Linked DNA regions of Homo sapiens: all the other regions are linked to region 3. A link is a loop called in an ENCODE intact Hi-C map of the cell type or tissue named here. Cell type or tissue: PC-3. All regions are shown on one strand. Region 1 has its middle 44 kb from the start of ABI3BP. Region 2 has its middle 79 kb from the start of ABI3BP. Region 3 overlaps ABI3BP (ABI family member 3 binding protein). Region 4 overlaps SENP7 (SUMO specific peptidase 7).

Region 1 (8,000 bases), 140 kb before region 3:
CCAGCAGCAAAAGTCCAACAACAAACAAGAGGCAGCTCTGCTCTGATGGAGGGAAGGAGGACAGAATAAGAGATGTAGGTTGATTATCGCTTATCTCAAATGCATGGGACCAGAAGTGTTTCAGGTTTCAGATTTTTGTGATTTGGGGACATTTGCATCATACTTACTGATTCAGCATCCTTAATCTGAAAATCCAAAACCTGAAATGCTCCAATGAGTATTTTATTTGAGCATCATACTGGTACTTGAAAAGTTTTATATTTTGCAGCATTTTGGATTTTCAGATAAGGGACATTCAACCTTTAATAAGCAAATATATATGACATCAGGTGTGAAAAGTGAAACAACAAAAAACAATAAGGGGATAGAGAACGTGTGTTTGTGTGCAAGTGTGTGTGTGTGTGTGTGTGTGGTGCACTCTTATATAATGTGGTTTGCAAAAGTCTCTGGAAGAGATAGTGGACTGAATGTCGCAAGGAAGCAAGCCTTGCAGGTCCCCGAGGGCTGAGTTTCCAAGCAGACAAGGCAGCAAGGACAGCAAGCATGAAGGTCCTAAGCTGCATGCCTGGTGTATCTGAGGAATGAGGAGGGAGCTGGTGCAGGGGAGCAGGGGGAGTAAGGTGAGTGGAGGAGGTGAGGTCAGAGATGTCAGGGGGGCCAGTACACAGGGATAAGTATACAATGGATGAGATTTTGGCTTTGAATCCAAGAGAGATGGGAAGCTATGGGGGAGTTTCAACCATAATCTTATTTGCCTGTTAACTGGCTTACTCTGGCAGCCATTGCAGAACAGCCTGCTGGGACGAAAATAGATTTCCCAGGGGTATGGGCAGAAACAGAAAGACTGATTAGGAGGCTGTTGCCAAAGCTAGATGAGAAGCATGATCCCCTCAGTACTGGCTGCTAAGTTGTTAAAAAAAAATTATATATATATATATATATATATATATATATATATATATATATATATATATATATATATGGTATTCTTTCTCAGAAAATGAATTCTTTCTAATGTCTACTGACTTCTGCATTAAACCAAGTCTGCTTCTCTTTGCTTATCCTTTATTTCTGTATATACTACCCCTCAAATGCAAAGGCTTTGATTAGAATAATAATAATGGGTATGATGAAGAATAGTTGGATTTTGGATCTACTTCAATAATGGAGCTGAGCGGATTTATTGGTGGACTACAAGAAGGGTATGATAGAAAGAGGAACCCAGGATAGCACTTAAGAATTGGGCCTCAGCAACTGGAAGGGTGGAAGGGAAGACTAAAAGAGAGGCACATGCTGGGAACACTGTGGGGTCTTTTTCAGTCTCTAAGAATCTTCTGTTCCAACATAGTTTTAAGAAGAAATCCTACCTTAGGCTTATCGGCCACCTACATCCTATGGTTTAGTTGACTGCTAAAGGCTGGTTCTGTAGGATATAAGAAAATTGCCTAGCATGAAGGGTACTCTGATATAGAAATTGGGAGGAGTGTAAAACACAAATTCCACCTATCTGACTGCTTAGCCAAGCGCTAGCCCTAGTTATTAAGGAACTTTTCTGACTGACTGTCTCCCTAGAGGCTCAAGGCTAGAGTAACAGCTGTAGGTGATTCCCAACTTGGCAAAGGTTGCAATCACCTTTAAGCCTCCAAAGTTGAATCTGGCACTTTTCCAAGATTTGGTTAGTGAAAGCATAGAGCTGCTAGAGGGAAGGACTCAAAGAAGGTCACAGCTAGGAGAGACCTTCGCTAGAGTATAAATTAAAATTTAGAAAGAGACAAGGTCTGGAGAGATTACATGACTTCTGCAAGAGGCATGAGGAGTAGCAGAGACAGGGTTAGAACCTGGGTCTCTAACTCCCAAGCCAGTGCTGTTTTTGCTGTGCAATGCTAAAGGGAATATGAAAGTCACAAGTAGTCACTGACTTGGAACAAATCATCTTTTACTCTCAGGAGACTAGAGATTGTTGTAGTCTTCACCACACACTACTTTTAATTCATATTCATGAATCCCATAAGATTTACCCTTAGGCAAAAACTGGAGTTTGGCTGCGTTTCTTGGTCTAAACAAACCAAGAATGGCAATAATAATCCTTGGTTTCCTCTGGGGAGAGATTATTACTTTCACATTCAGGAAGTGATGAATTGCAACTATAATGGTTGGAAAAGGACAGTGGTGTAATGAGCAGATGTTACTACCATGAATGTGGGGATAATTACAATTCTTCTATGGATAACTACCATAAAAATAAGTTTGCAATATGTCCGTTTTCTTGCCTTATCAAACTGGCAGTTGAAGGCAAAATGGCTTGATTTGAATTTCATCCATGTTTTTCACAATGCCGGAGGAGCTGCTAAGGGGTAGTGAAAGATCCAGAGTAGACTGCTGGAGAAAGAAAGGTGATGCAAGCAGTCAGCTGCTGAAAGACTGACACTTGGTTGTTTCCATTGAAATGTTTTAAAAATCCAGGTGGAAGCTTGTGAACAAGATTTTCTCTGATTACTACAGCATCATCACACCACATGTCAAAAATAGTTATTGCTCACACAAACTGTAGTCATGCTTTTAGTTTCACTCTCTCTCTCTCTTTGCAAGTTCATTGAACTTAGACCTTACTAAGATTTAGGGATCCATTCAATTCTGTACCAGCTGTTTAGTAGCTGATGCTTTTTTTTTTAATAGGGAAAAATTTCTCACATCTCTGTAGATTTCTTACCCTGGGATATTAGTCAGGGTTCCTCAGAGAAATAAAACCAATAGGATAGACAGATGATAGATAGATAGACAGATAGATAGATAGACAGATAGATATATGGAAGACGAAATTTATTATAGGAATTGCCTTATGTGATTATGGGGGCCAAGAATCCCCACAATAATATAGATATATATGGGGAAATTTATTATAGGAATTGGCCTATGTGATTATAGAGGTTGAGAAGACCCACAGTCTGTCATATGCAAGGCGCAGAACCAGGAAAGCTGGTAGTATAATTCCTTCCAAGTCGAAAGGCCTGAGAAAAAAGGGAGCTGGTGGTGTAAGTCCCAGTCTGAGTCTGAAGGCCTGAGAACCAGGATTATATATGTCCAAAGGCAGAGGAACTTGGATGTCTCAGTTCCAACAAAGAAAAAAAGCAAATTCACCCTTCTTCCATATTTACGTTCCATTTACATATTGGATTACCTCCACCCACCTTAGTGAGTGCAATCTTCTTTACTCAGTTTGCCTATTCAAATGCTAATCTCTTCCAGAAACACCCTCACAGACACACCGGGAAATAATGTTTTGCCAGCAATCTGGGTATTCCTTAGCTCAGTCAAGTTGACACATAAAATCAACCATCACAATTAACTCCTTGTAAGCTTGGCACCCATATGAATCTCCTTAAACCATTCCTAACCTTCAAATAAAGACAAAAACCAGGCCGTAATGCCACCTACCAGGATACGAGGATCCTGCGTACACAAGGAATACTAATCCTTTCCTCAGAAGAGAAGGTAAAGTCTTTCAGTGACATTTTCTCTTCTGATATCCTACAGGTTACACTTGAATACTATGTACAAGTTACATACACACACACACACACACACACACACACACACACATATATCCTACAAGTTATGCTTGAATACTATGATGTAAAATTACATATGTATATGTATGTATATATAAAATTACATATATATACACATATATCCTACAAGTTACACTTTAATACTATGATGTAAAAATAACAATAGTTAAATACTGATATAAAGTTAATACATATCATGTTATGTGATAAGGAAATAAGATTAGAAATAAAGGAAATATGTTTGCTTAATATATATCTATGTACACCCAAATATATTCATAACAAGATGAGGAGGAAACACTCATGAAATTACAATTCTCATTTCTGTAACTGGTCATGTAGTTGTAACTGGTATTTATAACTACCTTCTGCTACTACCCATTCTGCATTTTCTTTGCCTTCAGCAAGGACCTCAGCTCATTGTGGCTCTTTACCTGTGGGGTGACCGAAAACTTAATTCCTGACCAGTCTGGGTCATTTGTAATCCTGCCTGGATTGGGTAGTTGTAGTTTCTCCTTGACGTTAATCACAGGGCATGGTAATACTAAAAGATGCCCTAAGGGATCTTCTGTATTTCAGACTTCTCTTCCTTCTATTGCGGAGTAGTAGTCCTATTTACCCTTGGTAGTCAGGATCAATCACCCCAGCCAACATCATAACTCCCTTCTTGGCTGTTGACTCAGAGGCATGAGGAGCCCAAAGTGGCAGTCTTAACTTCTAGTTTAATGGAAGTATTGTTGTATCTCCTGGTGGAAGTATTCTTACCTCTGGGACTAAGACGTCTAAGCCAACAGAGCATAAAGTCTAATGAACAGGAAGCATACATTTTGTTTGTGAGTTACTATGTGTAAATAGGAAATGGTGCCTCTCCCATCTCCACCCCTTGCTACCTGGACCTGTGACTTCTGGCTCTGAGAGAAAGAGCACCATATATTGGATGCTGATTCAGAGCATATACAGAGGGCCTTGTACAAGCCTTGCAAGGTATTGCCATCTAACTGGTATTATAACTGAGTGTTCAAAAGGCCATTCCACCATCCTATCAAGCCAGCAGCTTCGGGATGGTGTGGAATGTGGCAAGACCAGTGAATTCCATGAGCATGAGATCACTGCTGCACTTTTTGTGTGTTCTAGAATAAAATATTTTAAAAATTTCTTCCTGGCTCATTGCTATGAGTTCTTCTGTCTGTGGTTACTAAGACTAATCCCCAAGGAATCAGGAAGAGTCAATCCTTCCTTAGAAGCTGAATGCTGAATCTCTGATTATTCAAGACATTGGACTATTTTTTTAGGAAGTGATGTGACTCTGTTATTTTTCTCCTTGATCTGACAGTATCTGTGGGAAGAGCACAATGAGTTGCATAAAATAACTGACATTAAATTTCAGTGATTTTCTTCTGTGTTATATCTAGCTATACTTTATTCTTTCTCTTCTTCACATTTGTCTGTTGTGCTAATTGACTTAGCTCCTACTTTCTGCTCTGAAATTCACAAAACTACAGTTAAGTATGACACATTTTCTCAATGCTTCTATTTTATCCTAAAATATTGGTGGGGGGGAGACATTGGATTTTTACATTCCTAAAAGATTTTGTTACACACATGTAGAGGGAAAAATCAGTGTAATTCTGTTTTCTGATGGACGTGTTATAGGCCAAATAGAAAAAAAATCACTTAGATTTTTAACTTTTATTTTATGTTCAGGGGTACATGTGCAGGTTTGTTATATAGGTAAATTGCATGTCACAGGGGTTTGGTGGACAGATTATTTTGCCACCCAGGTAATAAGCATAGTACCTGATAGGTAGATTTTTGATCCTCACCCTCCTTTCTCTCTCCACTATCAAGTAGGTCCCAGTGTCTGTTGTTCCTTTTTTTGTGTCTATGTGTACTCAGTGTTCAGCTCCTACTTATAAGTGAGGGCTCTGTTCCTGCGTTAATTCGCTTAGGATACTGGCCTCCAGCTTCATCCATGTTGCTTCAAAGGACTTGATATCTTTTCTTTTTTTTTTTGAGATGGAGTTTCGCTCTTGTTGCCTAGGCTGGAGTGCAATGGCATGATCTCAGCTCACTGCAACCTCCACCTCCCAGGTTCAAGAGATTCTCCTGTCTAAGCCTCCTGAGTAGCTGGGATTACAGGCATGTGCCACCACACCCGGCTAATTTTGTATTTTTAGTAGAGACGGGGTTTCTCCATGTTGGTCAGGCTGGTCTCGGACTCCCGACCTCAGGTGATCCACCTGCCTCAGCCTCCCAAAGTTCTGGGATTACAGGCATGAGCCACCACGCCTGGCCGATATCATTATTTTTTATGGCTGTGTAGTATTCCATGGTGCATATGCAACACATTTTTTTTCCAGTCCACCATTGATGAGCATTTAGATTGATTCCGTGTCTTTGCTATTGTTAATAGTGTTGTGATGCACATACATGTACATGTGTCCTTTTGGTAGAATGATTTTTATTTCTTTGGGCATATACTCAATAATGAGATTGCTGGGTTGAATGTTAATTTTGCTTTGAGTTTTTTGAGAAATCACCAAACTGCTTTTCACAATGGCCAAACTAATTTGCATTCCCACCAGCAGTGTATAAACATTCCCTTTTCTCTGCAACCTCGCCAGCATCTGTTATTTTTTGACTTTTTAACATAGCCATGCTGACTGGTGTGAGATGGTGTCTCACTGTGGTTTCGGTGTACAGTTCTCTAATGATTAGTGATGCTGAGCATTTTTTCTTTGCTTGTTGGTCCCTTGTATGTCTTCTTTTGAAAACTATCTGTTCATGTCCCTTTCCCACTTTTTAATGGGGTTGTTTTTTGTTTGTTGATTTAATTCTTTATAGATGATAGATATTGGACCTTTGTCAGATGCAAAAAAAAAAAAAAAAAAAAAGACTAGAAAATTCTGAGTATGTAGCAGGTGCTACCAGCTAAGGCCAGGCTCCCAGCTCATCATACTAGGCCTTTGGGAACCTTCAGTGGAAAAGGAGAGCTTTACCATATTCTCTCAGTAGCAACAAAACCTGCCACCTAGATGAGGGATACTATAATCCCAAATTTTGGCGGAAGTACATATTTTCTTTGACGTCTGTTTGCCCATTTGATCTTGCTTTTGTTCTCACTTTCTCTCCTCCCTTTACAAATAGTTACATACATTTAATTGGGGGGTGAAACAAAACATGGATATCAATCTTTAGGGCATTATGAAAGTTATCTCCTCAATTATCCAAGTTAAGTGAGCGGCACTTCTGTTGCATTATAAAATAGCTTCCTCTGGTGTACTTTTAAAACTCTCTGTGTTCTAGGGTCAACTATTAGTGACCACAATGTTCAATAATTACTCAGATTTGGTGATTCTGTCCTAAGGTGAAATTGATCCTGTGCAAGCAGAATGATTGTTGTGAGAAAGGCAGCAATGGCAAGGTGTAGAACTTGATGAGATTTAGAGAGAAGCTAACAGCTGAAGCCACTCCCTCTCCCCCAAAGAGGGAGTGGCTCTGTTTTCACGGGAAGTATCTATTTCCATGGGAAAGCAGAGAGGAGAGATTCCCTAGACTACATATTAATTCTAAAGCATCCTCAATATCAATGAGAGAGAGATGCATGTGCAGATGGCAGTTGCTTGGGATCTTTTCCTTTTGATCAAATACATATATTTATGTCCAGATTTACTTCTTTATGTGTACTCAGTTGCAGGGAAGTTTTGAAAGGCATTGCCAGGGATTGTCTACAGATCGTTTTGTCATTACGTAGAATGCGTTTCAGCAATGGTCTTTGTATAGTGTGCTGGGCTGGAAGCATTGGTGTCTAGAGACAGCTGCCTCATGCTGCCAGACTCACACAGAATTGACTTTTGCTACTGTGTGTATGATTTAAACACACACACACACACGCACACACACACACACACACAGATACACATTTATAAATGAAAAGATCAAACGTCTCAGAGTTCTGTTACTCACTTGAGGAAACAGGGTAGGAAAAATGACTTGGAAAAGGAAAATCAAATTACAATCAGAATAATTATTGATGAACAGGGAATCTGAGTGAAGAAGAGATTTAAGATACTCGTGCTGAGGTGACTTGGTGACACACCTTTCCCCAACCTGGAGACCCTCCTTACAAGGAATTGAATCTGCATTTCTGTCAGGGCAGGCATATTGGCTCAAGGTAGCACTCTAAATTCACATTAACTCCTATTTTGACTGTGAGAGATTTTTTAAAACGTTAGCTCTTCATAGCTTATCTTTTTCTCATTTTCATTCAGTTTTATAACAAGGTCTCAATTTATTTCTGTCACATTAGTGATTTTTATAAATGTCCAAGGAAGCAATCTAACCTCATCAGCCCTCAGTCTTCAGAGCAAGTATTTGCTAATTACTTTAGGTAAGGCTGCTTGCTATTATTGGAGGAATGAATCTCATCTT
Region 2 (8,000 bases), 170 kb before region 3:
GGGAGGGGGGAGGGATAGCATTGGGAGATATACCTAATGCTAAATGACGAGTTACTGGGTGCAGCACACCAACATGGCACATGTATACATATGTAACAAACCTGCACGTTGTGCACATGTATCCTAAAACTTAAAAGTATAATCATAATAAAAACAAAACAAAACAAAACAAAAAAATTGTCCCTTGGCTTTCTTACATAGAGATCAGATCCTCATCTGTACTGATTTCAGCAATGGATTACTTTTATACATGTATGAAACCAAAAAGGGTATTGACAAATGTCTATATTTTACATATGTATAACTTTACAAGGAAAATCCATATTTCTTATTTATGGAAATAGAGATATGTCTCACCTCCTTCTCCAATATATAGTGAGTCAGTCATGGTGGTAAATACAGACTAGCTGGACAGGACTGATCTGAGAAGCTCTTTAACCTGGACCCCCAAGGACCTGAATTCTTACTGGGGATATAGTTTGATAATGTGTGGTATTTTTCACAGTGTTCTATCTTACACAGTTTTGGGCTATGGTGATAATACATAAAGAGTTCTAGATTAAAGTCAGAAGACTTGCTTTTGCTATTAACTAGTTGTGTGATTTGGGCAACTTAGTCTTTTCCTCATTTTCTGTTGGAAAGTAGAAAAGAAGGAAAACTGAATTTGCTGGGACAAAAACTGGATATGAAAAAATTGTGGGGGTTTTTTCTTTTTCTTTTTAAAATTTTTATAGATTTAGACAGTACAAGTACAATTTTGTTACATAGATATATTGTGTAGTCTGGGCTTTTAATATAGCCATCATCTGAGTAGTGTACATTGTATCCATTAAGTAATTTCTCATCCCTCACTCGGCTCCCACCCTCCCACCCGTCCAACTCTCTATGTCCATGCATACATATTTTTGAGCTTCCACTTATAAGTGAGAACATGTGGTATTTGACTTTCTGTTTCTGAGTTATTTCACTTAATGGCTTCTAGTTTCATCCATGTGGCTGCAAAAGACATGATTTCATTCATTTTTATAGTTTTAAGTCATATACTTCTATAAAAACTGGAGTAGAATTAAGATACCAACATTGAAGAGGTTGGCTTACGTGATGATGCTATTATGAATTTCCATGACAACTCAAATATCCTTAGGTTGATCTTCAAAAATTGTTAGATCCATAAACTGAATGCCCTTAGAGAATAAAGAATTATACATTTCGTTGACAGAACATAATTCATTAATAATTCTTTGAGGAACCTTTTAACTATTGTGTATGTATATTTAGTGCTTATCAAATATCCAATTAATCTATTCAATGGTTAGCATTTTATATCATTAATATGATTGCTTTTCTGTTCCATTTTACCAAGATTGGTTTCAGCTTTGAACCAAAAACTGAGACAGCGACACATTGACGTTTTTTGCTTGTTGCTTATTCTAATTTTTCTCAGATGAATGTCATTTTAACCTAGCCTTTTATAGGCTTTTCTTCACAACATTTCAAAAGGTAGTTTTTATTTTAAATCTGCTTGGAACTTATCAAAGACTTCTGAAATATAACTCAATAACATATAATTATTATTAGCACTCTATTTATAAGGGAACCAATAGTAGATCGATTTAACCTATTTTAAAAAAAGGATTTATGTAAGAGAAAAATGAAAAGACAAAAAGAAAACTGTGGATCTTTCATAAACAACAAATTGTTTTACTTTCCTTGAATAAGATGAGGATGAGCTGGCAGGAAGCAAGAAGACCTTTCTTCCCAGTTGCTCATGGATTTTCCAGAAGACCTTGGATATTTCCCCATAGCATGTTGCTTATATTGGGTCTGTTCATGTCTTTGATTAGCATCTTCATTTTAGCTTTGCTAGGTATGCCCCATTTATCTCTTAACATTTTTCATGTCCAATCAATTTTTAAATATATCTCAGTACATAACTGTATTAGTTTCCTATTGCTGCTATAACAAATTATCACAAAATTGGTTAGCTTGAAACAACACAAATGTATTATTTTTTATTTCTGGAAATCAGAGTCCAAAACAGGTCTTCAGGGCTGTGTTCCTTCTGGAGGCTCTAGGGGAGAATTCATTTCCTCGCCCTTTCCAGTTTCTTGAGGTTGCCTGCATTCCTTGGCTCGGGGCCATATGACTCTGAACTCTGCTTCTGTTGTCACATTGTCTTTTCTGATTCTGACCCTCTGCCTTTTACTTATAAGAACATTTGTGATTATATTGGGCTCACCCAGTGCTATGGTTTGAATGTTTGCCTCCTCATAAATGCATGTTGAAACTTACTCTCCAGTGCAATCATAGTAAGAGATGGGGGCCGTTAGGATTAAGACACGAAGGTTCTGCCCTCACAGATGATATTCGTTTCTTATAAAAGGGGTGGATGGAACCAGCCAGACTCTTTTGGCCCTTCCATCCCTTCCACTACATGAAGACACAGCATTTATCCCCTCTGGACACAGCAGCAAAGTGTCATCTTGGAAGCAGAGAGCAGCCCTCACCAGACAGTGAACTGATACTGAACTTCTGAGCCTGCAGAACTGTAAGGCATAAACTTCTGTTCTTATAAATTACCTAGTGTCAGGTATATAGCAGCACAAATGGACTAAGATACCCGGATAATCCAGGTAGTCCTACCATCTAAAAATCCTTCACTTAGGCATATTGCAAAGTCCCTTTTCCCATGTAGGGTGATATATTCACAGGTTTCACATTAGAATGTGGACATCTTGGGGGTTGGACATTATTCTGCTTTTCATAATAGCACATTACAAGATCCATAGTAGATACAAAGAACTGCTACAGTAATAATAATAATGCTCATAATTAACCAGGAATGCAAAACAAAAGTTGATGCTGTTATTAACATATCAATAATTGATAATTTTGTCTTTCATGATTAATAGTTTTAAGACCTCTTGACAATGTAGTTATAAGGCATAATATAGACATTACATCACAGCTACAGTAAGATCCATCAATGACATCTTAATGTGCTTTTACTTTCTTCATGGGGATTCATTTATTCACATGTGCATATATTTTTTGGTTATTAAGTACAACAAATTATGTACCAGGGTCTGCTCTCATAGAGGTTTATGATGCAATGTTCAGTTTAAGCCTAACAACCCAAATTTATTACAGACTTTTTTATTTTGAGAGGGAAATATTGCTCCTTAATTCTTTATTTTTAGATTGGTACGCTTAAATATGTATATATGTATATATCTGGGAAGCTAAAACAAATAATAATTTGGGAGAAGAATTTAGAAATGTCTAAAAAGAGGGTTATTTAAGGTTTTGTAAACTTTCATACAAGTTACTTGCTATTAGGTAAACATTCTAAGGGATTATTTTCCTTAGATTATTTTGCTCTCTAACAGGCTGCTTTCTGGCAATCCCTTGGTCATTTGAATTGGACATATCAGACCAGGTTATTAAGAATTTAAAATTACTTTATCAGTCTAAGTGGAAAAATTAATACATTTCCTATTTAAAATGCCAAACAACTTAATTACATTCTCTTTAATTTGAGCTTTCTAATAATAAAGCAACTAACATATGCAATTTTAACCACCAACTTAATTAGGGTAAACACACAGAGTTAATTTCCAGCAACCTGTGTTGTTCTTTTCAGAAAACTAATTATTGCTTTTGTTTGATACACCATGAAAATAAGCACATGCCACTGTAAAGATTATTTTTTTGCCTTTCAAATAAAAATCTAAGAGTTATATCCAATTTTATCATTAGTTCTCTCTCCTACCCTGCCCTGTTCTTTTTCTCTAACCTCACAATATTAAATTAAAGGAGATGATTGTCCTGAGCTTTAAAATGAAAGTAGTTATGTCCTAGTGACATTGAGAAGCAATACTGAGTAGAACTTTTTTTTTTTTTATCAAATTGGTGTTGAGTCCTAATTAAAACAAGAACAATGATTCCTTTTCATAGTGGTTGGTTGGCTGATTTTTTAACACCTTGTTTAGGATGCTTATTTGTTTAGAATGCAGGATGGAGGAGTAATGGTGGAGATTCTGTCAGTACTCCTCAAAATTAAAACTCATGCAGATAATTTAAATGAGTAAAGTGGATTAGCTGATGACTTTTACATATAAGAAGATGCTTACCTTATATAAATATGAGAAATGGGGCCAGATATTCTAATTTTTAAAAAGAAGTGAAAGACTGGACATTTTTATATGAAGTATACTGTTTAATATAAGCAACGGATTAAATCAAAACACTGCCAAACAAAGAAAACACAATTGCAGAACAGGCTGCCAGGTTGAGACCTCCGGAGTAAATGACATCTAGTTTCCTGCTAGCTGTAAAAAATGTCTGAGTCAAGAAATGATACGCCCCATTCCACTCCCTGTTCTTATTAGATCAACATACAGTTTACTCATTAAGTAAAATACCAGGAAATGTTAGATAAATAATTCAGCTGTGTTTTTCTAACATAGTGGCCTCACTTTGATAGTTTAGTAGACGAGGCTTATAAATGGCTTTAGATTTTTGTCTAAATAATGTTAATGAGACCAGTGGGGTTCCTCTTGATAGGATAGTGCATTTTGTTATCAGAATAAGTCCTAACATGAATATGAACTTGTACTTTTTCATTTTTATTTTATTTTTTGAGGCCAAGTCTTGCTCTGTTGCCCAGGTTAGAGTGTGGTGATATATGATCATAGCTCACTGCAGCTACAATCACCTGGGCTCAAGCAATCCTCCTGTCTCAGCCTCCCAAGTAGCTGGGGCTACAAGTGTGCACCACCACACCCAGCTAATTATTATTAGTTTTTTTGTAGAGTTGAGTGTCTCACTATTTTACTCAGGCTGTTCTCAAACTCCTTAGATCAAGCAATCCTCCTACTCTGGCCTCCCAAAGTGCCGGGATTACACGCATGAGTTACCGTGCCCGGCTGAGCTTGTACTGTCAATTAGGCTATTGTATTGAGTGAGGGGATCAGGTTATTGGGCATTATACACCTAAGTGATAAAATTAGCCAGAAATCGCAGTGACTTTTGTTTCAGGATTTTTTGTTAAAGTAAACTTGGTATGTAACTCTTAATTGTAGGGGCTGGTAACTCTTTGGGGAAAGTTTGTAATAAAATCATGACTGAGGGAAAAAGTCAATCAAAATTTCAGCAACCAATAATCGAATTACAGATTTTATCCAAAATATCTGTCATTGGTGTTTGATTCTTATCTTGGACCTTTTATTAGAAATAATTTGTGGACACATAGAAAAAGGAAATGCAGAGATCTTTGGTTAGTTTTGAATCTTCACTGTTGGAGGGAAAGTATTTTTCAGAAAAGCCCTAAAGCACTTGAGGAGTTCTCAAAGATGGATTTCTTTTAGTGTCAATCATTCACCTATTAGTATTATTGAGTTCCAGATTATTTCTGGAGGATATTAAGCAAAAGGGGTTGGGGGTGAGGAGTATCAGATGTGGGAGGAAAGCAGGTGGCTTGGGAGACCTCGGAGGAACTCAGACATCAACTATTTTCTAGAATTAACCAAGGTCATTGCTGCTTACTTTATAAAGTCTTAGACTTTGTGTTAGGTGGCTTCTCCTTATTTGATGAATCTATCTGCACGTAACATCATGACTACTTAGAAATTGTACTCATGGAAGGGAAAATGGTCAGAGGCCTGATGAAAGAAGGAAAATTCAAAGTACACTAGACACGGCTCTTGGGCCAACAAAGGAAGGAAAGAGGAAGATGATGGTATCTCACACAGTAATGAAACCCAGTGTACTTTTGCCCTGAGCTAGATTTTAAAATAATGCAGGAAGTTGAGTGTGAAGTGGAGGCCATTTTGTAGTGGATAGGGTTGTGTGGGGAAAATCACCCAGAAAAAATATTCTGTCCTTTCAGCCTTGGGTAAGGTAGAGGACTCCCAGGGAGTAGCATTTGGATAACAGGAAGTTTAGACTTCTCTGTGAAATTAGACAGGCTATTTACTTAGGGATGACCATAAAAATCCAATTCCCTTAGATGGGAATCAGGAAAGGAGAATATGTCCACAAGACATTTTCTGAACAATTACCTGAGAAATTTGTGGAAGAGGGACTGCTTGTCATTAAAAAAACAAAAGCAAAAGCAAAAGTCTCCAGCATTTTACCTCCTTTTCTCTATTTTGGAAATTCCCTGCCATAAAAGTCTTGGTGGGAAGCAGAGTCCACCCCCTATAGACACAGAAGATTCCTTACCACCGTAGAAACAGAAAATTCTCAGAAATTGCTTTTGTAGCTCCCATGGAATTAGGTCTATCTAATGTAGTGCCTGGAATTTTTAAATCTGGAGTTAAAGAAGCTGCGGAGGCATAAATAGGGAGGAGTTCCTGGAGGGCAGCAGCAGGAGTGCCCTCTGGTGGTGGGTCCGGTGCTGGGTGCACGTGTCAGGGTAGGGGCAGCGTGTCCTCACCTGGAGGCTCTGTGCTGCATCTCTGGCTGTGGCCATGGCTGCAGAGCTTTCCTTTGTTCCTGCTTGTTTAACTTCCCAAGGAATGTGAAATTCCAATATCCTTTCATGTCATTTTTTTCCTGCTTAAATAAGATAGAGTTTGTTTCCATTCTTTGCACCTCACCAATACACAAGGAAATCACACACCCTTCTCCCATTCAGCCCATTCAGCCCCTAAAGAAGATAACAGGATGGAGTTTAAAGAATTAGAAGTTAAGTTGAGCTTTAAACTACAGAGCAGAAGGGGAGGAGGAGGGAGAGAGGGAGAACATGATCTTGTGTGATAATTTAGGAGCTGGGGAGCAGGGTAAAAAGCAATGGAATTTGGAGCAATAAGGTTGCTTAATGACTTCTCTTTACACATGAAGTCATTTATATTTCTGTTATTTACTTTATGGCTTTACAGTCCATGATGGCAGGTTCTCGCTTCTCTCATACTGTGTTGTAAACTCTGGTTCTAACATGGGACCTGACAAAGAGGAGTTGCTGTAGGATTTGTTGAGTCAATTTTCATGGTTCTGTAGTTATTTGACTCTTGGAAATAAGGAGACAAAATAAAGTTTTAAAGAATGATGTATCCTTTGTTTATTTCTTTCTAAATGCTGTAAAATCACACCCTGATTATAAAGTAGGATGGAGCCGTAAGGAATTCCTTCATGTATCTTCTGCTTTGCAGAAAACCCTTTGCTACTACGGACTTGCTCCTTTGGTTTGATTTTTGAGTAATTAACATGGGATAAGGGAGTATTTTTATAGGATTTACTTGTGAGTTCAGAACATAAACGTGTAATTGCAAGAATTGCTGCTGTGGGGAGAGTCCTAAAGCAAAAATAAAACTTAGAAACTTGAGAACAAAATGGCAAAACTTAGTCTTATCCACAAAGGAAAAAGAAAGAGAAAAAAATTCAATGGTGCCATAATTGGAGCTCATTGTGCTTGGAGCCAGATGGCTTGCCCTTGGTTTTGGAGGCCAACAGGCCAAATTCCAAACATTACAGCCTGAGATGGCCTTATAATCAAAGAATAAAATAACTGAGGAAAACTTTGGAAAACCTCTAGTCTTTGCTTATGTTATTTTTCTTTTGCCTATTTGGTAACAATAAGATTTTTAATATTCTGTTTATAGTGTTTGGAGTGGTTCTTTCAATCCTAATGCTTGTCCCTGTCCATAAGCATGTTAGATAAACCCTGCAACATAAGAAGAATTGTAGAGGATCAGTTTAATATTTTGCTTTAGGTAGGAACATTAGCCTGTAACTATAGGGAGGTGTGGCAGTTACCCTCAATGATGCAATACTCAGATACACATGACTCTTGTTTAGCATCACATGTAATTATATTGGACTTTTAAGCATAAAGTAATAGCCAAAATAAGTATTAAATAAACAACTTGCCTCCTTTTTTTTGAGATTACTATTAGAAATAGCCAGTTTTATATTCCAGCTACTTAGCTCAGGTTATGTCCCCACCCAGAAATTTTACACTTGGTGATGAGGCATAAATATTTTCTGTGACTAAGTGG
Region 3 (8,000 bases):
TCTTGCAGACATCAATATTTAAAAAATTATTTGATAAATTATTAGCTCCTTATTGAGTTAGCATATGCTGATTGATTTAATATAATTTTATTTAAAACTTAAATATCCTGAGATTCCCTATGTACATTTCATTGAAATATATTTAAAATGAAAATTATACCAACTTATAAATTGTGACTGTTTAGAAATTGTTCATTAAAAATGACTAGCTATGAAAACAGGCTGAGAAATTACATAAACAGGATACAAATTAGGAAGGGCGTTATAAATATTCCTGTTCCCATGAAAGGGAGTGATTTTAGCTCATACAGGTGAGGCCCACGGTGTCTTGTGCAAGTAGAATTTTTCCTTCCCTGGAGCATCGGGATTGGCTCTCCTTGAGGCATGGGGTAACAGAATGGACATACTCTGATTTTTTAAAATATATATTTGCAGAGAAAAGAACTGATGAAGACAGCGTTTAAAATCTGTGTATAGTATGATTATTTTAAGACTTCTCCCTCACCCTTGCCCATTTGGTTTGGAAAATCTGGATTTAATTTTCATTTTAATGACTTAATAAACTTCTCAGGAAGTGTCAACTTTTCGGATTATTGGGTCCTCTCACTCCCTGGAGCTGCGGTTATGGAGGATGACTCAGGGAATGCTGAATCAGGGTAGGGGTGTGCTGCCTCCAATGCTGGTTCTCAAAGGGTTTTTCTGATAAATAATGTTATTGCTTCCAGATGCAGAGCCGAAATATCTGATAGTTGTGCGACCTGCTCCACCTCCAAGTCAAAAGAAGTCATGTTCAGGTATAGTCCTTTGCATTGAATTCTTTTTCTTTTATGAACTTTGAACCATGACTTTTCATCTCTTTTGGACCCCTGGAGACCAAATGCCTTGAGAAGCTTTAAGAATGTAGAGGAGGTGTCAGCCCTGGGTCCACAGTTTACCCTTTTGGAGAAGTAACACAGCCTGGTGGTAGAGACTGCTTGGGATTTTCTCCTGGTGCCACCACTTGCAAACTGCAGGGAATTACATAAGTTATTGAACCTCTCTACTCCTGGATTCTGCTGCATAATAGGGTTGTCCTTGAGGATTAAATGAGTTAAGGACAGTGCCTGGCCTGTAGTCAGTGCTCATTTGGGGTTAGCTCCTATTAGCCTGTTTCTATTTTACAGTGTGTGAACTCATGCTCACTATTGTGCCTTTCAGATGTTAAGGGCAAAATTTTATGTCTCACCTTTTCTTAAGGAGACTGTTTACATTTTAAAAGGATAATTCATGTATGTGTGTTAAATAGATCAGCATGTAGGTTTTATTTACTCCTTATCTCTCCCTTCTAACCTCTTCAATTCAATAAAGGAAGGATTTCTTCCATAAAATAAAAATAATAGCAACACTCATGTTTCCAGGTCTAGGAAGACTTGCAACAGGAAAGTGGATATATAAATAAGTAAGTAGAAACTTTCTACATAACTAAAGATTAAAATTCTATGTCGTCTAATTTCACTACCAAAACTTCTTCTCAGATCAAATAATATAGCTGACCATTGCTATAAGGAAGAAGCTGTGAATATGCTTTTTCTATCTGATGTTGCATCTTCCTAACTCTATATAGAGTTGATCACAAAATTTTGCTTTTCTTTTTTTTTTTTTTCTTTGAGACGGAGTCTTGCTCTGTGGCCCAGACTGGAGCGCAGTGGTGCAATCTCAGCTCACTGCAAGCTCCGCCTCCCAGGTTCACGCCATTCTCCTGCCTCAGCCTCTCGAGTAGCTGGGACTACAGGCGCCCACCACCAGGCCCGGCTAATTTTTTGTATTTTTTAGTAGAGACGGGGTTTCACCGTGTTAGCCAGGACAGTCTCGACCTCCTGACCTCATGATCCACCCCCACCTCGCTCTCCCAAAGTGCTGGGATTACAGGTGTGAGCCACTGCACCCAGCCTGCTTTTATTTTTCTAATGTGAATGATCTCCAAGTAATTATTGCCAAAGCATGTTCATCTTTTATGGTACACTGGATACCACACGATAAAAGGATCTTTTTGTTTGTTTGCTATATTTTTCTGGAGGAATAAAATGGGAGAAAGAACAGTCAGCTATTCAGTTATACTAAATAGCTTAAATCAGAAATTAGTTGCCACAATTCCCTCCCCTCTTTCTGCTGATTTCCACTTCTTTTAAGAGCAGCATTGAATGGTTAAGCATTTTGAAAAATACTAATTCTTTTTCCTGGCCTCATAGATCATCCCAAAGCAAAAGGGAAATTCCAATCGCTCCTTACAACTTGTTAGTGAGAGTTGTCCAGACAGTTTTCCACACACTTGAAAATAGATGTACTCTCAATATTTCAAGACTGTACTTCAAAAATATTGAGCCACAAACTCAAGAAACATCAGTGTGATTCCATGGAATCTGTTTTCAGATGAATACTCATTGAACTGTTTCTTGATAGAAATATGATCATAGTACAAATATACAAAATTATGTAAGGAATGTCAAGAGAATGATCATGCCTTAGCACTTTATAACTTCATTTTATTTTGAGGATTCTATGACACTAGCCTTAGAAATTATTGTTTACTTTATGACCAGCTCAGGAAATTGCTTCATCTTGCTCAGGATATAACATCCCACCTTTCTTTTTGGATAGCGGATATAATTTTGTTTTTGTTATCTGCATTTAGGAATAATGTAATGACTAAGGGATTAGCTTCCATTCATTCTATATTTGTATCTGCCACATAAATTTTAATTATTTAATTATTTTTATATTAAGATTCAACCTTAGTGAAATAGTTATTTGGTCATACAAATAATTGGGAGACCATTAGTTTCCCTTGGTCATACAAGCCTTAGGTTCCTTACATGAAAAATATGTCTTTCATCTCTAAATGGCATTATTTTTATACATAGAGAGCCAAGACAGTGATATCATAAAAATAAAACTAGATTGTGATTGAGGAGACCCAGGACTTGAGTTTTGACTTTGCTCTTAATGTGACTTTGGACAATCTTGAAACTTCTCTGTGCCTTATTTTTCATCTGCAAAGTGAATGAGATCGTTGCATCACGTTAGTGAAAATCAACTCAGGAATTGAAAAGGGAAGATCACAATCATCCCAGGGCTTGTTCAAACTATAAGTGTTCCCTGCCTTCACTGCAGATTCTAATCTGCCCTCATTGGAGCTCATACATGACAATTTAAATCACCATCATATAAGGCACAATTACAGCTGGGTCTGCAGAAGTTAGAGAAGAATAAACCCGTGTTTCCAACCATGTAAATGATAACTATCTTTGAAACTTATTTCAAACATCTTTAAAAGTCAACTATCCTATAATGAGGCAATTTGCCACCACTAGGTTAGGTGTATTCTGTGCTAAGAAGGGTTCTTGCTTGAATAACAACTTACAGAACTTAAATTTAACAAAAGGAACAAGCTTGACACAATTTTCAAGAGCATTTGATTCAGATGACCACCAATAGGCTCATGCAAGGGGCACTCTCCTACCTACCTTAATAGAGGTGGCAGGCCATTCTGCCATTTGGCTCCCACTTCATTAGACAGCACAAGTTCTTTCTAGAGCAAATACAACATTCATAGTCTCAAGAAATAAAAGAGGGAATTCAACAGCAATACAGAGTATGTATGTTTTATATTCTGTGTAGTTTTATTAGGCTTTCTATCGGATTTTTATCTTATTTACTCTAATTATTTTCAATGAGTCAGCATTGGTTTTCATGGTTGAGGTTCTTCCTGTTTTTCGCTGCCCTACTTCTGCAGTTTCAGATAATTTTGAAAGTGCAAGTGCCTGCTTCTGTGTACTTGAACACAATCTCCAGTGATTTATTAGCATAACTCTTGGCATTATTTAGATCCAGTTGGCACCATCAGAACAACTGTGCTTCCTGTGTTACCCCTACTCTTCCATCATTGTTAAAAAATGTGTTTGCCTTTTCCATTTAGATACTCATTGTAAAATATATACTTACTACAATAACATGAAGAGATTTTACACTTCTAAATAGGTTAAAAAAGATTATAACCTACAATCTAGATAATAAGGTTTATTTTCTTGTCTTAGATGTTATTTCACACTCATTCACAGTCCCGGGAAAAAAATAAACATACTTTCATTTTATCTGTAAAAGAAATTAAGTGTGTGTATGTGTGTTTGTTTATTTCACTCATCACAGCTAAGACCTCCATATCCTTCCCTGACCCACAAGAAAATAAAACTAGGTATAGCTGGATATTGTTAATATGTGTACATGTACAATATACATATACATGTGTATGCATATATGCATATGCACACATGCATAGACACAAATCTGAAAAAGGTATTTGATTCACATTTAAATTCCTGGGCAAAAATTAGTAATAATGTGGACTATAGAAAAGGAAAGGAACTTGATGTTTTCACATTTTGCATCATCTTGCCAAGTCATCTTTAATGCATTTTACCCGAATCATGGCAACTTACTAAATGTCTCCTGAATTATTAACCTCTATGCCACCTCCACAGGTAAAACTCGTTCTCGCAAACCTCTGCAGCTGGTGGTTGGCACTCTGACACCGAGCTCGGTCTTCCTGTCCTGGGGTTTCCTCATCAACCCACACCATGACTGGACATTGCCAAGTCACTGTCCCAATGACAGGTAATATTAGCATTTGCTTTTAATAGCATCTGTACATGCTTTAGAAGAATATGTAAGTATCAGGACTGTTAGCATTGACTTAACACCTCTTAGCTGTACAGCCTGTTCTAGGTGTGAGGGGAACAAAGTCAGGGGCCCTGCCCTTGAGAAGGTTATCTACCTGAATAGAAAACACATACATGTAATTTTTTTCAAAAATCATGAACTATTATACAAGGAAGTATGAGTCAAATAGCAAATGGGTGGTATCAGTAATAAGTGCAATTAGAAACTCAGAAGGCGGGGCCAAAGGCAGTTAGGAAAGACAATTAAAAGTTGGAAAGTTGATTGGAAAAGGATGGATCTTTGATCTCACAATTGAAGCTCTTAAATCATACTTCTCAAAGTGTGGTTCCCAAAGCAAGCAGTATCAGCATGTCTTGAACTTGTCAAAAGGTAAATTCTCAGGTCCCCCTCAGACTCACTGAGTTAGAAACTCTCAAGGTGGGGCCCAGCCATTTGTGTTTTCACAAGCCTTCCAGGTGGTTTTGATGCCCACTGAAGTTTGAGAATCACTGGCTTAGAAAACTGAGGAGAGACACACAGGCAGAGATATAAGCAGAGGAAAAGCAAGTTGGAAATGAAGCTACCATTTTCTTTGGAAGAACAAATGGGAAAAATCTAAGTATATTTTTAAACTACTGCTATTTATCCATCCAACCATTTGATGCATGTATTTAGATGCATTGGATGGATATGTACTAGGCCCTGTGCTACATGCTGAACCATACTTCTAGGTTGGTTATAAAATGATGTTTGCTTATAAATATTTACTATATTAGCTTCAAAACTCAGAAACTTGCATCTAGAAAAGCATTCAAAATTTTCAAGCTTCAATCAAGGCATTTTATTTTTAAAGTTTTCTATTTTAAATACATTCAAAGTGATTTTTACATTTCAGAAGTTTTCTTATTCCTTTTTGAATAAAAAACATTTATTGAGGTATAATTTAAACACAGTAAAATGCATAAATATTAGTGTACAGTTTGAGTTATGACAAATGCCTATAACCATGTATCCAATACCCATCAGGAAACAGAAAAATTTTATCACTCTAGAAAGTACTTTCCTCCAGAAACAACCATTGATTTGATTTCTATCACCATAGATTAGTTTTGCCTACTCTAGAATTCCATATAAATGGAGTCATATAGTATGGGTTTTCTGACTGTCTTCTTTCGCTGAGCATTGAGATTCATTCATGACATTGCGGATATCAATAATTCATTCTTTTTTGTACTCCTGAGTGATAGTCTATTATGTGAATATTCAAAAGTTTATTCTCTTGCTAATGAGCACCTGAATTATGTTGTTTTTTTTTATGTATATGAATACAGACTGTATAAACATTTTCGCATAAAATTTTGGTGGACATTTTAATTTCTCTTAAACATAAGTGGAATTTCTGAGTTATAGGAAGATGTATATTACGTATATTTGATTATTTTTTGCCTAATTTTTCCATCTACATTCCCACAAGCAATGTAGGAGAGCTCTGATTGCTCCACATTCTAAAGCAGCATTTTGTGTTGTCAGCATCTTTCATTTTAGCCATTCTAGTGTAGTAGTTTTTCATTACAGTTTTGATATGTATTTCCCTTACACTAAGGCTATTGCATACTTCTTAATGTGCTTTTTGGCCATGTTTATGTTTTTTGTAGTGTTTTATTTATTTTTATTTGTCCAAATCAAACTAAAATGAAGGAATTTTTAAAGTGTTTATAAGTTCTCAAAATCACCTTTCATCTGACGTTGGGAAATCTAGACTCAAGAAAAAAATCAAATTTCCCTTCATATGCCCATGGTTCTCAAGGGATGAATACTTGGAAAAACATGTAGAAGATATTTCCAAAACCCAATTTTTTGAAAAATAATTTTGAAATGCTTCAAAGAATCTGAAATACTTTTTATTTCACCCACCACTAATCCCATGACTTATTTTGTTTGGAAAATGGACTCAAAAGAACATGCCTCCTTGTGATAATTCCGGTTCCTAATGGATTGGTCTGGGGTACTAATGCTGAGAAAATAAACACTTATGGATTGCTCTTTTTCTTTTTAAAAATTATCTTGATAAAGTTATGGAGAGAGAAAGGGAGAAGAGAGGAAGGAAGAAAGGAAATTTTGTAGTCTTACAGCAAAATGCAACCCAATTTTAAGGGTTACTCAACTTGCTTGATGAATCTGTAGGACTACTTGTTTCAATAGGTTTAGTAACCTGGCAAACTTGTGTAGCATAATTTGGAGTAATTTCTTCCTCCCGCTCTCAAGCCTCTCCTCCAATTTCACTTTGTCCTACTGACACTTCTGTAAAAGAATCTATCTGATGACCGATTCTAATTGATAGATGTTGCCATGGTTTGACAGCACCCGGAGATAATGAATATAGAGAAAGTTAGGACAGATGACCTAATGGAGCTAGGATTCTAACCCAGGCTGTTGACTCTAAGGCCCAAGCTATTCAGACCATGCATGGATCTCACCCTCACCCTCACCCCCTTGCACACGCACCCTGGCTCTACTCTTATCAAATAGATGGAATTAGGCACATCACATCACAATATTCAAAATCGATAATTTCATTTTGAATAAAGTCTTTTGAAAGATACAATAATGACAAGCAAGATATTCTTGACCAAAGTAGGGAACCATTAGGACATGAGTTGAAGGGAAGAATTAAACAGTAATGACTAAAAAGGAGTATTTGGAGTACTAGTAAATTTCATTTCCCCATGCTTCCTTTCTCCCTAATTAGCATAGTTAATAAACCGACATTTAAAGTCTTTGTGATGTTTGAGGAAAAAAATAATAGCCCCGATTTAAAAGCCTGGAAATACTGTACATATTAGAAGCATCCAAATAAATCTGCCAGAACTACAAATTAGTGTAATTAGAAGCAGACTAGACTTGGAGAAATCTACCCTCATATGTTCATGCATAATTTTTTTATAATTTAGACTAATCCAGTAGGTTAGCATAAGCAATAATAGCTAAAAATGATGGTTATATTCTGAAAATTGGAAGATTAATACAGCTAAAGTTTTACTTCAGGAGTATCTTTTTACAAAACCATTGCAATCTGAATGCACTTGGCTTGCTACAGGAACACCAATTGGTATCATTTTAATTCATTGATATTTGGTTCCCTCTGTACAGTCTCTGATTTTTTAAAAAAATGATTTACATTGGTTTGTGTAGCCTCATTTATCCTGTGCAAATAACAGTGAAATTTGTTTTTATATTTTGACTATGGACTTTGTATATCAAAGCTCTTAGGTAGTAAGTTTCCAGTTAGAAAACCCTCATTGTTT
Region 4 (8,000 bases), 480 kb before region 3:
CTAACAAGATTAGGTGTTACGATTAAACTTTTTTTGATAAGCCGTAGGCAAAAATATATAATTGTTTTCATTAAATTGTCTTCATTTCATTCGTCTTTTATTTTTTGTATTAGGCCATTCTTGCACTGCTATTAGTGAAATACCCAATACTGGGTAGTATGTAAGAAATGAGGTTTAATAGGCTCACAGTTCTACAGACTGTACAGGAAGCATAGCAGCATCTGCTTCTGGGGAGACCTCAGGAAGCTTACAATCGTGGTGATGTCACAGGATCCTTGTGGTGTTGCTTCGCCAGCTGGTGACCTCTTTGCCTGAGTTTTACTTGGGTCTGCTGGGCTTGTTCTGCCCACTTGGCCTGGCAGGCTGTGCTTGGCTCCCACTACTGGCCCGGATTCCATACCTGCCAACGGCGAGCCAGGTGCAGAGTGGCGAGGGGTGTGTGAGCGAGTGAGTGCTGGGTCTGGCCACTGTGCACAGCCAGGCATGTCGGCTGTGGTGGGACGGGCAGCTCCAGGTGCTGGCACGGGTGCTGGCTTCCCACAAGACTGCAGTTGGACCAGTCGTACTGCAAGTGGCTTCCACTGCTGGCACTGGGGATTGAGGTGGTGCCCAGAAGCTTGGAGACACCAGGAACTGCAGAGCCCCAAAGAGGGTGTCACAGCCCTGGCTAGGGGAACTCTTAGGTGGGCTCCCTTAAGGGCCACAGCTCTTCTTTCCTTCTGTCTTCTCTTCTTCTAGTCACCCGCAACGTGGCAAGAGTGTGTAGCACCCTTTTTAGCCCTGTTTGTATTATAGCTCTTCCAGTCCTGCCACTTGGCAAGTCCTGAATTCTTGTCCTGTGTTCAGGAAGAATTAGGTATGTGGACAACTGGAGGGTGAGTAAGGTAAAGTGGTGTTTTATTGAGTGACAGTACAGCTCTCAGGAGACCTGAAGTGGATAGCTCCTATTTGCAGGCAGGTGATCCTGTCGAGTATACAGCTCTCAGCTGAGAGGGGACCCACAGTGGGTAGCTTCTCTCTGCAGGCAGGTAGTCCTGATATCTGCCCAAGTCTGGCTGAGTCCAGGGGTTTTTATGGCCTTTGGAGGGTAGGAAGTGCACGCTTATTGGTCCATAGGCAGCCATGGCTCAGCCTGGAGAAAGCACCATAAGTTGTCACTCTGGTCCACGGAACTGGGAGCCTGGGCCCCAGACTTCAGGCTGTCCCAGGCCTGAAGGAGGGGCTTCACTGGGGACACTCCCCTTTCTGCCCAGGAACTGGTCTGCCTCCCACTGCCATCAACCTCCTATCCCCAGTGCCCAGGCAGTTCATGCTGAGGGGTGCCTGCAGGCCCACACTGAGCTGCCCTCAGCATCCCCTTCCCTCCTGTGCTCATTGGCCCCCAAAGTCCAGAGGGGGCTGAGGTGGCAGGGGGCTGGCGTGTACCCGAGCATGTGTACACCTGGCCAGGTTGTGACAGTGCCTCGCCTTGGCCTCAACTTTGCTCTAGAATTGGAGTGGGCACTGAGAGTGGAGAGGCTGGGCAGTGGGAGCAGACACTTCTGAGTGTGCGGGGGCATGGGGGCCTTCCTGGGCTCCTTAGAGTACAGGAATGCCCAGGTTTGCAGCTGTGGCTATGTGGCTGCAGCAGTGCTGGGGAAGGCAGGACTCCCGCCCCTCCAACTTGGAAGGAGGGTGGGGCTTCTGCCTGTTCCCAGCTCCCACCAGCTCTGTGGAATTTGCAGTCCCGGCTGTGCCTCCCCCACTGCAGCCGGCCTCTTTGCAGCAGCTGCTCCAGATGGGCTGCTGCTGCTGCCATCAGTGGAAAGCAAAGGGGGAGCAGGCACATCACATGGTGAAAGCAGGAGCAAGAGAAAGAGTGGGGAGGCTGCTACACACTCTTAACCAGATGTAGCAAGAACTCACTCACTTATCATGAAGACGGCACCAAGCCCTGAAGGATCTGCTCCCATGACCTAAACACCTCTCACCAGGCCTCACCTCTAGCATGGGGATATAGTTCACTATGAGATTTGGTCAGGGACAATTATCCAAACTTAATCATTTTTAGTGAATATGTTTTAAAAAATTTCTTATATGAGTTTCTGTTAGTATTTGTCCTTATTAGGGTGCTCATCTCTTATTCATTTTAAAAACTCTCATTAAAGGTATTGACTCTTTGTAATATGTATTGTAAATTGTTTTTCAAGTTTGCTATACTACACTTTCTTTATAGTATCTTTGATATAGAAGACTTTTAGTTTATTTTGCAAAATATGTTAGTGTTTAATTCCTGTGTTTTGGCTTATCCCTGGCAAGACCTCTTTAACCCCAAATATGGAGATAAGTCAGCCAGCTACTGTTCTCATTTGTACTGCTTTAGATGAGCTATCAATTCCTGAACAAGTCTGTAGATTACTTTCCTAATTGAAGTTCTGATTCTTTTTTTGCCCTTCCATTATAAATATTTATTAAGAACTCCCTTTTAGGTCAGACTGAGCAGAATGTTTTAGTATTTTTAAATTTTACTTCCCATTGGGATTTTTAGAAATACTTTATAACTGCTAATGTAAAGAAGTCTAATTTAATTTCCAAATAATATATACCGAATTGTATTAGAAAATAGGCTTGGGTGTGGTGACTCATACCTGTAATCTCAGTGCTTTGGGAGGCCAAGATAGGAGGATGGCTTGAGGTCAGGAGTTCAAGATCAGCCTGGGAAGCATAGCAAGACCCTGTCTCTACAAAAAACTTTTAAAAAAAGAATTAGTCAGGTGCAGTACTGTGTGCCTGTAGTCCTATCTACTAAGAAAGCTGAAGCTGGAAGGTTGCTTGAGCCCAGGAGTTAGAGGTTACAATGAGCGATGATCAAGCCACTGCACTCCAGCATGGGTGACAGAGTGAGACCCTGTACCTAAAAATAAAAAAAAGAAGAAAAATATTTCATAAAATTATGTTTTACAAAAGTAATAAAGGTTTTATTGTAGCTAGCCACTCAGCAGGGATTGGTAATTAGCCTTGAGTGAAAGGGATCAAATTGCTATTTTAAATTGCAAGACTCTAATATAGACTTCCAACAGAGGGAGCCCAAAGCTTTTAAATGGAAGTGGAGGAGGTTTCATTTTTATTAATGTATTCCAGCTCTGTCATAGTTTCCTATATTCATGTCAGTTGATTTTCTTTTTAAGCTTTCCTTTGGTAATTTGGTAATGACAATAATCCACATAAACACTAAAGAAGATACTCTATTTTGAGATCATTTTCCCCTGTTAACTTAAAATTTCTCTTCTATGTTTTATGTCATAAATTTTCTTCTGACTAGCAATTTGAAAAACACTGATACAAATAGTGCATATATCCTAAGTTCAACTCCTTTATGCTAGAAACATTAGTCAGTTTTGAATAAAATTACTAATAATGATACTCATTTGCACGGTTAACTCTTGAACATTTGCATTATATGGTTATCACTCTTTTCAAAATAATATTTCATTATTATCTATATGTAATTTATGTAAACATTTAAACTTTTTCCTAATTTGAACAATAATGCATATTTATATTAAGAGATATATAGAAAAGTATGAAATTGATATTACCCATAATCCATTCCTCAATAATAAGCATTGATAATATTTTGATATGCTTTCATCTAAATATTTTTCTGGATTAAATGATTATAATCATGAAAAATAGTGTTATTTTTATTCATTTCACACTATCCTCTTTTGATATTAATCTTTACTTTAGGCCTATGAGATAGATAGGAGAGCAGTTAATATTTCTATTTTATAAATGTGGAAACTTTTTGAGGTTCAAAGAGATTAAGTGGCAGAGGTAGAACTATAACACAGGTCTAATATATATGAGATGCATTTAAGTTAAAAAACATAATGTTAAAATAAACACCCAAATGTTCACCTTCTATTAAAAAATAGACTATTATCAGCATCACCGAAGCCTTCTGTGTTCCCCACTTTGCCCATTCTGTCCCATTCCCATGCATTCGCCTTAGAATTAACCACTTTTCTGAATTTTAAGTTTTATATAATTGTGAACTTTAGAAAAATGATTCAGGTTACTGAACAATATGTATTACATGGCATGCATTTTTTTTGCCTAACATTTTTGTGAGATTCATTCATGTTGATGCATAGAGCTAGAGATCATCCAGTTTTACTTATGTATTTATTGTATTAATATTAAAAATAGATCTACCTACTTTTTATTGATGGAGTTTGGATTGTATCCAGTTTTTTTTCTCTCATAAACAATGCTCCTTTGGACATTTTCATTTTATATGTGTTGCCAGTAAATAGTATGTATCTGGATACTTCTCTTTTTACATTCAGTCTACATTTATTTTTAACTATAAGGCATAGTCTGTTTATATTTTATACTACTATTTTTCTTTATGCTTTTTATTTGGTCTGCTTGACTTTTTTTCCTTTCTTGTATTTTTTTTTTTTTTAGAGATAGGTCTTGCTATGTTGCCCAGGCTGGAGTGCAGTGGCTATTTACAGGCATGATTATAGTGCACTACAGCCTTGAACTCCTGGCCTCAAGTCAGCCTTCGAAGTAGCACACTATAGGTGTGCACCACTGTGCCCCACCCATTCTTGTATTTTAAAAATTAGTTATGTTTTGTTTTGTGTGTGTGTGTGGGGGGGGGGGCGGTGGTTTGCTTTACGTTCTAGAAGATTTAGACTCTTTCTATTTTTAAATAGTTTTCTATAAATTATAATATACTTGATAGACCTATCAAAGTCCAAAGTTAATTAGTATCTGTGTTCTCATTTTGAATAATAGGGACTTTAATCTATTTTAAGTACATTCACATTATTGTACAACCATTACCACCATTCATTTTCAGAACTTTTTTCATTTTTACCAAACTGAAACTCTGTATCTATGAAACAGGAACTCCTCATTCCTCTCTCCCCCTAAACCCTGACAGCCACCATTCTACTTTCAGTTTCTATGATTTATTTCATGACCCTAAGTACCTTAAATAAGTGGAATCACAGTATTTGTCCTTTGCTAACTGACTTATCTCGCTTAGCATAGTGTCTTAAAAGTTCATCTATGTTGCAGCATGTGTCAGAATGTTCTTCCTTTTTAAGGCTGACTATATTCCATTTTATGTATCAACTAAATTTTGTTCTATTCATCTGTTGATAGATAGTGGTGTTGCTTCTACATTTTGGCTATTGTGTGTAATGCCATTATGAACATGGGTGTTCAGTGTGTGTTTGTATCTCTCCTTTAAGTTCTTTTGGGTATATATCCAGAAGTAGAAGTGCTGGATCATATGGCAATCTATTTTTAGCTTTTTGAGGAAACATCATACTATTATTCATAGTGGCTGCACCATGTTACATTGCCACCAGCAGTGCACAAGGGTTCCAGTTACTCCATATCTCGCCAATACTTGTTTTCGTTTTTTTGATAATAACCATCCTAATGCATGTGAGGTGGAATCTCATTGTGATTTTGATTTTCATTTTCCTAATGAATAGTGATATTGAACATCTTTTCGTGTTGTTGGCCATTTATATGTCTTCTTTAGAGAAATGTTTATTCAAGTACTTTGCCTGCTTTTGAATTGGATTTTTTTTGTAAGTTGTAGGATTTCTTTATATATTCTGGATACTGATCCCTTAATAGATATGGGATTTGCAAATATTTCGTCTCATTCTGTGGGTTGCCTTTTTACTCTGATGAAGTCTACGTAATCTGTTTCTTTAGTTGACTGTGCTTTTGTTGTCATATTCAGAAATGTTAACAAATCTAATGTGAAGATTTTCCCCTATGTTTTCTTCCAAGAATTTTCAAAATAGCTTTATGCCTTATGCTTAGGTCTCTGATCCATTTTGTGTTAATTATTGTATATGGTGTTAGGTAAGGGTACAGATTCATTGTTTTGCATGTGGCTATTCAGTTTTTCCAGCATCATTTGTTGAAAAGGCTGCCCTTTCCTCATTGAATGGTCTTGGTACCCTTGTTGAAAATCATTTGACCATGTATTTGAGGGTTTATTTCTGGGATCTCTATTCTGTTCTGTTGGTTTATGTGTCTGTTTTTATACTAGTACCACACTGTTTTGATTACCGTAGCTTTACAGAAAGTTTTGAAATCAGAGAGTATTAATCCTGCAACTTTGTACTTTATTTATTTATTGGTAGGTTTTTTTTCTCTGAACACTTAAAAGATTTCACTCCACAGTGTTCTTACTTGCATGGTTTCTGAGAAATGAGATACAATTCTTGTCTTTGTTTTTCTATAGTTAAGGGCTTATTTTTTTCTGGATTTTATTAACTGTTTTTAAATCTTTGATTTTTTTGCAGTTTAATATGATATGCCTAGGTGTTATTTTTTGGGCATTTATTCTCTTTGGTGTTCTCTGAACTTGCCAGTCTGTGATTTGGTGTCTGACATTAATTTGGGGAAATTCTCATGCATTATTGCTTTGCATTTTTCCTCTGTTTCTTTACCTCTTTCTTCTTATGATATTCCCATTATGCCTATGCTACACCTATTGTAGTTGTCCCACATTTCTTCAATATTCTGTTACGGGTTTTTTTAGTCTTTTTTTCTCTTTGCTTTCCTGTGTTGGAATTTTCTATTTCTATATACTCAAGTTCAGAGATTCTTTCCTTTTCCATATCCTGTCTACTAGTGAGCCCATCCAAGGCATTGTTCATTTCTGTTACAGTGTTTTGATCTTTAGTATTTCTTTTTCATTCTTCATTACACTTTCTCTCTGCTAACATTGCCCATAAGTGCTTATATGCTGTATACTTTATCTGTTGATCATATTTGTTTTAAATTCCTAATCTGATAATTCAACATCTCTGACATGTCTGGTTCTGGTTCTGATACTTGTTGTCAAACTGTGGTTTTTTTTCTTTTAGAGTGGCTTTTAATTTTCTTTTTGTTTTTTGTTTTTTTTTGGATAGTTGGACATGACGTACTAGATAAAAGCAACTACTGTAAATAGACCTTTAGGAATGTGGTGGTAAGATGTGAGAGGAAGAAAAGCATTCTGTAGTCCTGTTAGGTTTCAGTCTTTTAACCCATTTATGCTTAGTGTTCTATTACTGGAACGCTAGGCATGTGGAAGTTATTTATATCCTACTGCTAAAGGTTATCACCAAGCTGTGATTGCAAAAATTCAAAAAATTGCAACCTCAGGCGTTAATGAGCCTTTGTCCTTGGCCTGTTAACTTTACAAGTGCTTCTCATTCTCTTCTGAATGCTTTGGTGCAACAGCATACCTGGAATATAATGAAGTTAGATATTTCCCTTCTCCCACATGGAAAGCTAGATGGTCTTGGAATTGTGTATTTTCCTTGCTTTTCCTCACACAGAATGCTAGACGGAGCTAGAGTTGGGTATTTTTTATTTCCCCTGCTTGATTAGGCTCTAAAAAATAACTCATAGTTTAGGCTCTGGTGAAATAGTTTTTCTTGAGGGCAGGCCTTGTTAAGAACAGAATGCTCTGATATATTTGAAAATGTTTTCCTTCCTCTGCTGAACCATGAGGGGATTTTTCTGATATTCACTGTGAGAACCTGGTTGAACTCCTGGAGATAAAACTCACAAAAGTGTGCGACCCCCTTTATGACTAAGTCCTCTGGGATTTTTAACTCTTAGACTTATGTACACTGAACCCTCAGCAATTTGTCAATTGCAGTTTAGGTCTTCATACTCCAATAGTAGTTACTGGGACTGTTTCTGCTTGTGGGTTTTTGCTTTAGTAAGTTGCGATTCTCTGTATTCACCTGGCTGTCTTTCTCCCATTTTGGGGGCAGCCATTCATCCTGTGACTTCACTTTTCTGTCACGTCCAGGAAGAGTTGTTGATTTTTCAGTTTTACCCGTTAGGATAGATAACTTCCAAGCTCCTTTCATGTTGGACTGGGAACTCCTGTGTATTGCACTTCGTTTGATGCAGTTTTGGGTTTAATTTCTCTTTTTTATTTTGATGCTCTTAGTTTATCATTTATTAAAAGTTTACCA

What was found. Hi-C counts contacts between places; a loop is a spot of excess contacts. Peaks named below come from ENCODE experiments on the same cell type or tissue, not always from the same donor. Only the 100,000 strongest peaks of a DNase experiment are listed, where the experiment ranks them.
Region 1: a loop joins it to region 3, with 8 times the contacts of the local background. A loop is called at or near these places in 2 of 110 quality-filtered maps.
Region 2: it touches region 3 in a loop (5-fold over the local background); 7 of 110 quality-filtered maps call a loop at or near these places.
Region 4: it touches region 3 in a loop (4-fold over the local background); 17 of 110 quality-filtered maps call a loop at or near these places.

The regions. Positions count from the first base shown.
Region 1 is chr3:101,033,117-101,041,116 of GRCh38, reverse strand. No RefSeq gene overlaps it. Among named protein-coding and RNA genes, the nearest start is that of ABI3BP, 44 kb to the right of the region's middle. In PC-3, no CTCF peak of the experiment used is centred here; DNase peaks (open chromatin) are centred at 4,226 and 4,676; H3K4me3 peaks cover 733 bases; H3K27ac peaks cover 1,918 bases.
Region 2 is chr3:101,068,843-101,076,842 of GRCh38, reverse strand. No RefSeq gene overlaps it. Among named protein-coding and RNA genes, the nearest start is that of ABI3BP, 79 kb to the right of the region's middle. In PC-3, CTCF peaks have their summits at 6,171 and 6,380 (motif pointing left); a DNase peak (open chromatin) is centred at 4,342; H3K4me3 peaks cover 524 bases; H3K27ac peaks cover 2,624 bases.
Region 3 is chr3:100,895,412-100,903,411 of GRCh38, reverse strand. It overlaps ABI3BP (ABI family member 3 binding protein), which reads left to right. Exons shown (of 68, transcript NM_001375547.2): 3 at 726-794; 4 at 4,518-4,650. Among named protein-coding and RNA genes, the nearest start is that of ABI3BP, 94 kb to the left of the region's middle. In PC-3, no CTCF peak of the experiment used is centred here; DNase peaks (open chromatin) are centred at 641, 2,581, 3,791 and 4,561; H3K4me3 peaks cover 3,552 bases; H3K27ac peaks cover 5,302 bases.
Region 4 is chr3:101,377,089-101,385,088 of GRCh38, reverse strand. The region is part of intron 6 of SENP7 (SUMO specific peptidase 7); the gene reads left to right. Among named protein-coding and RNA genes, the nearest start is that of IMPG2, 61 kb to the right of the region's middle. In PC-3, a CTCF peak has its summit at 3,056 (motif pointing right); a DNase peak (open chromatin) is centred at 3,058.